Regions from separate parts of the Homo sapiens genome. Here region 2 is linked to region 1. The links are chromatin contacts, found by Hi-C or POLR2A ChIA-PET in ENCODE. All regions are on one chromosome and are shown on one strand. The core of a region is the stretch at or near the end of the contact, and the rest is flanking DNA. Distances in the headings are between cores, read along the strand shown.

Region 1 (3,479 bases), core at 724-3,223:
GGCAGCAAAGCACAAGATAAGGAGGTATGGACGGCGTGGCCCTGTTCTGGCCAGATCTTATGGGATTTGGTACACAGTCCAAGATGCCTTGGTTCTATACAAGGCAATGACAAATGACAATTAAGCTTTAAGAGAGTAACTCTTACACTGTAAAAATAAGCAAAATAAAGTATATACTGGGGGCGGGGGTAGCAAGTTGGAGTACATAGCGTATGACCTTACCTACATTAAGACAGAAATACACATTTGAACGCACAGGAAAGTTTAAGCATTAGACAGCTACAGAAACCAATTTACTGCTCAAAAGTAGGACAGACAGCCGGGCATGGTAACTCAGGCCTATAATCCCAGCTACTCAGGAGGCCCAGGCAGGAAGACCACTTGAGCCCAGGAGTTCTGTACTGACTTAAGCAACATCGCAAGACCTTGTCTATATTTAAGAATAAATAAATAAATAAATGTAAAAGGTAGGATTAAAAGTTGTAGGAAAAGGGAAATTAAAATTGTATGCTCTTAGGTACACGTTGAACTTTTTTACCATAAGAATCATAATTTCATACTTCATATTTTCATAGTTTAAAAATTAAATCAGCCATGCCTGAAGTTATCAAATTATTAATGATTTTGAGAATATTAAATGTTATCAAAACAAACTAGGAGTCCCCAAAATCACTTAAGCTTTTCATGACATCCCATTGCCTCAAAACCAAGTTTGAACTCCCTAGGCTGGTTTCAATACTTGATCCTGTCCGCCTAAGCATGAGTCTCAGCCCCACCCCTGTTCATCTTGCATCTTACCCTGCAGCCCAAGGCCCAGGCAGGCTCCCCAGCCTTGCACAGCCTTCTCAGTTCAGCCAGCCTCAGCCAGTAACTCTCTCCCCTTTTACCAAACCAGCTTTTATTACAATAGGCCCAATTCTGGGCCCTGAAGACACGGGACGGAACAAGAAAGACATCATCTTGGCCAACAGGTAATTTACAGGCTGGTGGAAAAGACAAACCTTAAATACAGCCACACAGCAGCTAAGGAATGATTATGTGGTGCATGTTATGTACAAGTTTTAAAGAGGGCATGTGACAACAGGGGATCTCTAATCCAAAAATAGATTCCTGAAAACTTTCTCAGGCGTGGTAACTGAAAAGACACCTTAGAAATAGAAGCGTAGTGAAAAACAGTGTCTGGGACCTGAAGAGAGAGGCGAGGGGAAGGCTGGGCCTCACAGCCACATGAGAGAAACTGAACTGTAGCCTCAGAGCAAGGAAATGAAGGGCTAGCTCTGGTTGCAGGCTGGAGAATTCTGGCATAGCATCTGCTTACTTATGATGTGCACTGTCCACCCTCTGCACCTCCCTAGCCCATTAAAATGTAAGCTCCATAAGGACAGAAACCCTTGTCCAGCTGGTTCAAGTTAGGTATTTCAAATCCCGAGCACACGCCTGGCACAGTTGTTATTCAACCAACAGTTGTTGGAAGAATAAATGAATGAATGAACAAACAAATGAACACTTTGAGAGGCAAGAGGGATCTGAAGAGTCAGGCTGGGAGGCAGTAGTCTGGGTGACAGGAAAATGACCATTTCCTCCCAGAGTCCAGGGTGGCATGCTTCCAGTTTCAGCTAATGCCACGTTCTTTCTTTTTTTTTTTTTTTGAGATGGGAGTCTGTCACTCAGGCTGGAGTGCAGTGGCACGACCTCGGCTCACTGCAACCTTTGCCTCCTGGGTTCAAGTAGTTCTCTTGCCTTAGCCTCCTGAGTAGCTGGGACTACAGGCAAACACCACCACACCCGGCTAATTTTTGTATTCTAAGTAGAGACAGGGTTTCACCATTTTTGGCCAGGCTGATCTCTAACTCCTGACCTCAGGTGATCCGCCCACCTCGGCTTCCCAAAGTGCTGGGATTACAGGCATGAGCCACCGCGCCCAGCCTGCCACTTTCTTTAGAGTGCCTTTCCAGTCCTCCCACACCTGGCTAGGTATCATTGCCACATGAACACATACACCACGCCCTGCAATTATGCAGCCCTTTTCACACTTAACCTTCATGAGGGCAACAACTAGCTGTCTTACTCTCTACTAAATCCCCAGAGTTTAGCAAATTAACGCAATCAACACATTATTTCTTCCATGAATAAACAACTATCCGCATCAGCTTCCATAAAAATTAGTCTGTTAGGATAAGACACAATCTCACAAATGCCAACAGAACTATTCATCTCCAGAGCAGCGGTTTTATAAGTGAGTTAACTGACATCCAAAGGCAGGGGTTCAGGGCAGGGACTCAGAACCAGACAGGCTTCTGTTAGAAATGCTTGTTCCCCAGTGCCGTAAAGAAACAGCACTGGAACATAAATTTAATTTCCTCAGCAAGGCCATGTTTACTTTCTGCAGAAAGGGTACATTCGCCAGCAGTTTTGCCACGAGAGTACATTGAACAAAGGAGACAGGGTCATTTATAACCTGAGGCGCCCACCCTACTGCTGTGTCCGGTTTCCATTGGCTGGAACAGGACCTCACATTTTGTATTTGTCCCAATTGGCTAACAACATAGAACTTTTTAAAAGAGGCAACGGCAGAGGAGAACAAAGGAAGGAGGAAGTAACTTGTGGAATACTGAGAAAGGTAAAAACACCTTCAAATAAGGAAGAGGAACAGGCTATGACTTAATGCTTGCTTGGACCAGTATAAGCATGCCAGGGCAAATATTTAGGCTAAATTGTGGGAGCTGAGAACATAAAGTACATTGATTTCTTTATTACAGCTAGCAGATATTTAAGAATGTTAGCACAGGTCTTAGAATAAATTTTGCTTCTAAGAGAAGTTACTATTTATTCCTAATTAGATGGGGAGGAAAGTCTTTGAAGAGGAACCTCTACTTTACTTTTTACACTTCAGTTTTGCTTCAGTTTAAAACAAGGTGCACTCAGTGAAATACTGTTGGCATTGGGCAAAACCAAGCCCAATATTTTTGGGATTCTCAGTCCAGCACTTCTTCCACCACATCATGCAACTTCCAGAGTTTGAATTTTAGGTTTTGTAAAACCTGCTCTTCTAAAAAATATAGTTCTACTCCATAATTTTTAAGTAAAGTGTTGCATTAGGAAAAAAAAAAAATCAAATTCTACATGGCAATAAGTTTTCAAATTGAAAAGCCACAAGTTTAAGTTATAATACAAAACAAAAGAAAGCAGCTCATTTCAATGTATAGATATCAAACTTTATTTCATAAAAATGTAAAAGGTTAAACTTTATTTTACTAAATATACTTTGTGCTTTTTTTTTTTTTTTTTTGAGAAAGAGTCTCACTGTGTTACCCAGGCTGGAGTGCAATGGAGCGATCCCCGCTCATTGCAACCTCCACCTCCCAGGTTCAAACGATTCTCCTGCCTCAGCCTCCCAAGTAGCTGGGATTATAGGCACACACCACCACGTATGACTAATTTTTTTTGTATTTTTAGTAGAGATGGGGTTTCACCATCTT
Region 2 (3,838 bases), core at 911-3,410, 130 kb after region 1:
TAATGCTTAAAAACATTAAGAAAAGTGACTAAGCCAGGCACGGTGGTACAGCCTGGAATCCCAGCTACTCAGGAGGCAGAGGTGGGAGTATTACTTGAGCCCCAGAGTTTGAGGTGGCAGTGAGCCAAGATCACACCACTGTACTCCAGCCTAGGCAACAGAGCAAGACCCCACTGAAAAGAGAGAAAAGAAAGGAGAAAAAGAAAAGAGATAGAGAGATACAGAGAGACAGACAGAGACAGAGAGAGAACTTCCCAGTAGTCACTGTTAAAGCTAGAAGGAAAAAAATGGAGGAAAAAAACCAGCAAAAGGCAACCAACAGGTACCACCTCTTAGAACTTTCTAAGATGATAACGACTCAAATAAGAAACAAAATGTTCTTATAGCAACATTTTTAAATGAACTGAAAAATTTGTACAACTATTTTTTAAAGAGTCGGGCACCATGGCTCATGCCTGTAATCCTAGCACTTTGGGAGGTCAAGGCAGGTGGATCACCTGAGGTCAGGAGTTTGCGACCAGACTGGCCAAAATGGCGAAATCCCGTCTCTACTAAAAACACACACAAAAAAATTAGCGGGGCATGGTGGCACACACCTGTAGTCCCAGCTACTCAGGAGGCTGAGGTAGAATTGCTTGAACCCAGGAGGTGGAGGTTGCTGTGAGCCTAGATCCTGCCATTGCACTCCAGCCTGGGCAACAAGAGCGAAACTCCTCAGAAAAAATTAATTAATTATTTAATTAATTTAAAAAATGTAATCTCTGTATAAAAGTGGAGGTAAAAGATACAAAAAGATATAGTTTATAAAATAAAACCTTTACCAAGTAAAAGACCAAGAACAAGAAGGAACTGTGAACGGGAAATTATTACTGTGTCCCTATTAAAGATCAAGACTATCTCTCATATATTCCTTCAAGCATAACTGTGAGTTACAAGAGTATTATCCCCAATTTTATGACAAAGTTGAGTCCCAAGGACTTTAACTTTTCAAAGGTCACAGGCTGAGGCTGTAATGGTTATAAGATTTAACCACAGATTGGTCAAGAGCTTTCTGAAATTTTTTATTTCTAGATAAGAAAAACAGTGGCAATTCCCAGATAAACACTAATATCTACTCAAAGATATGATATTGTTCCACAGAGCTTGCACACATGTGAACTTGTAATAATGTGGCCTAAAGCTGTAAAAAGCATAGATGCCTCCCGGTTACCCAGTAACTAGAAGTAGAACTCGGGCCGGGCACGGTGGCTCATGCCTGTAATCCCAACACTTTGGGAGGCTGAGGCGGGCAGATCACTTGAGGTTGGGAGTTCGAGACCAGCCTGACCAACATGGAGAAACCCCATCTCTACTAAAAATACAAAATTAGCTGGGCATGGTGGTGCATGCCCGTAATCCCAGCTACTCGGATGGCTGAGGCAGGAGAATCGCTTGAACCCGGGAGGCGGAGGTTGCAGTGAGCCGAGGTTGCAGTGAGCCAAGTTTGTACCGTTGCACTCCAGCCTGGGCAAAAAGAGCGAAACACTGTCTCAACAAAAAAAAAAAAAAGAAGAAGTAGAACTCGTACAAGCAAACACAACTATAACAGAACAACTACCAATGTGAACCATTCCCACGACAAGTCTGAACTGGTTTGGAATGAGCCCCATAAAGGCTCTGTTCCTGTTTCCTCCTGGGAGACATTCATGGAAGGTCAAAAATGAAGAATCAGGTCAACACTCAGACCATTTGTGTAAAGCCACAACATAAAGTTTATTTTCTAAATGAAGGAAAACGTTTGAAGAAGTCTGCTAATTTGGACCTCTACACAGAATTTTAACGTTTGTTGTTTTTGTTAAGCATGTAACAAACTGGCTACACGCCCAGTCCAAAATTCTTTGTAAGGTATTTCCTAGCAACAAAGGTTCTGAGAAAGAACTTTAATCAATTCTGTTTATAAAGGCTAGCCAATCACAGCCAAAATGAGAGAGGTCAGCGTGTGCAAAATGACTCCCCAGTAACATATTGCCACTGGTTCTCTCCCACAGGAATAATGATTTCCTGTATTTTCCACACATAGAAAAGAAATGCCTGAAAATGGCTTGGCACATAGGAAGTGGCATTGACCCTCAGAGTCACAAGACTTGGGTCAACTCTCAGCTGTGAGTCATTGAGCTAATCATTTCTCTGGGCCCCCGTTTCCATCTACAAAATGTAGGTGATGACACCTCCCTGATTTCCTAGGGAGTTATTAAAAGGATCAAATGAGTTTTTATAAACAGTAAAGTGCCAAAAAATGTAAGGTTTTACATGAAAACTAAATCCAAATATGTAACTGTCACCTTCTTTCTTAAAATTATACCAGAACCACTTGGGAATTACCATTAGAGAATAATATAGTCAATAAGAGTTCTGGTCTAGACTCAGATTCTGACCTGGATTCAAATCTTGGCTCTGACATTTCCTAGATATATAGAAAGTTTCTTCATTTGTACACTGGGGATAATAATAGTACTTATCTAGGTCATAATGCTGCTATGAGGATTAAATGAGAATGTCTAACATGGCTAGCACAGTCTTGCATATATTATCATCAGCACACAATAACTTACACAAAAAGCGGGGGAAATGGTAGGCTTTTAGACAAACTGGATGCATGCCTTCCAGCCACTGCAAACAGGGAAACAAATCCTGTTTGCAGTGGCTGGAAAAAAATCCTTTCTTAAGATTAGATAGCACCAGCTGGGCACAGTGGCTCACGCCTGTAATCCCAGCACTTTGAGAGGCCGAGGCAGGTGGATCACAAGGTCAGGAGATTGAGACCATCCTGGCTAACACAGTGAAACCCTGTCTCTACGAAAAATACAAAAAATTAGCCGGGTGTGGTGGCAGGCGCCTGTAGTCCCAGCTACTCGGGAGACTGAGGCGGGAGAATGGCGTGAACCCGGGAGGCAGAGGTTGTAGTGAGCCGAGATCACGCCACTGCACTCCAGTCTGGGTGACAGAGCAAGACTCCATCTCAAAAAAAAAAAAAAAAAAAAGATTAGATAGCACCTACTTTCATAAGCAAGATGTGGCCTCACGTGGCAGTTAAAACTGGTAAATCCACTGGCAAATATCTTAAAGAACAATCTGAACACTATTTCTGCCAAAACCAAAACTACTGTTGTTAACATACCCGCAGTAGCATTCAGATGAATAATACTAAATAACTCATTATGAGATAAATTCATTATCAGAATGCATTCTGCTTCAAAGAAGAAACTATCCTCAAAACTGGGTTAATGGAGCTATAAAATGATCTCACCAAGGTCAAAGTAAACATTAGTTTACTTCATCTTGCTTCATCTCTAAAATTCCAGGTGAAGGTCTTATCCATGTATTATGACACGGTATTTCATCATGCATTGTAACAGAGCCCATGCCCTTCTCTGAAGACACTTAATTAGGTCTGGCTTTTTCCTGGAAGCACAGCTTTTCTTTCAAATAGACTATTTAGTCTTCAGGATCTTAGAGACCATTCCAATCTTCAGTGTCTGCCAAAAGCCAAGTTGAACACCTAATATTTGAGAGAGATGTTCAAGACTCAAGATTCTCTGGGCTCTGCCTCTGTACTAAGCTCAAGCACCAGGAAACTATACATGTCAACTCTAGAGCTCCATCATCCCACCCTTGACTCTTCCGCCAGGCCATTCTTCCCCATCCCGCTGTAGCAGATGTTGTCAGTGGCCACTCAGATCCTCTCTAACTGCTGTGTTGACAACTAACGGCTCACACCTGCACCCTCATCTCGACCATGTTCCTCAACTATACAGCTCTCCATCAAGCCTGAGAGCTCCCCCGACCCTGCCTGGCCAAG

Evidence for each region. Hi-C counts contacts between places; a loop is a spot of excess contacts on that map. ChIA-PET counts read pairs that join two places held with the same protein, here RNA polymerase II (POLR2A).
Region 2: a map with no recorded cell type shows a loop between it and region 1 (2.3-fold over the local background). The contact joins two enhancer-like sites. A Hi-C loop is called at or near these places in 1 of 168 maps with a recorded cell type or tissue (Caco-2) and 1 of 37 single-sample maps with no recorded cell type. POLR2A ChIA-PET finds 5 or more read pairs at or near these places in 2 of 52 experiments (AG04450 and naive thymus-derived CD4-positive, alpha-beta T cell).

The regions. Positions count from the first base shown.
Region 1 is chr13:100,228,710-100,232,188 of GRCh38, reverse strand. All of the region lies in intron 7 of PCCA (propionyl-CoA carboxylase subunit alpha), which reads right to left. Among named protein-coding and RNA genes, the nearest start is that of PCCA, 140 kb to the right of the region's middle. Within about 2 kb of position 1,973, at least 4 of the 41 ENCODE cell types and tissues checked have a DNase peak (open chromatin) inside an H3K27ac peak, as active enhancers do.
Region 2 is chr13:100,098,498-100,102,335 of GRCh38, reverse strand. The region is part of intron 1 of PCCA (propionyl-CoA carboxylase subunit alpha); the gene reads right to left. Among named protein-coding and RNA genes, the nearest start is that of PCCA, 11 kb to the right of the region's middle. RefSeq lists an enhancer at 1,887-2,181. Within about 2 kb of position 2,160, at least 10 of the 41 ENCODE cell types and tissues checked have a DNase peak (open chromatin) inside an H3K27ac peak, as active enhancers do.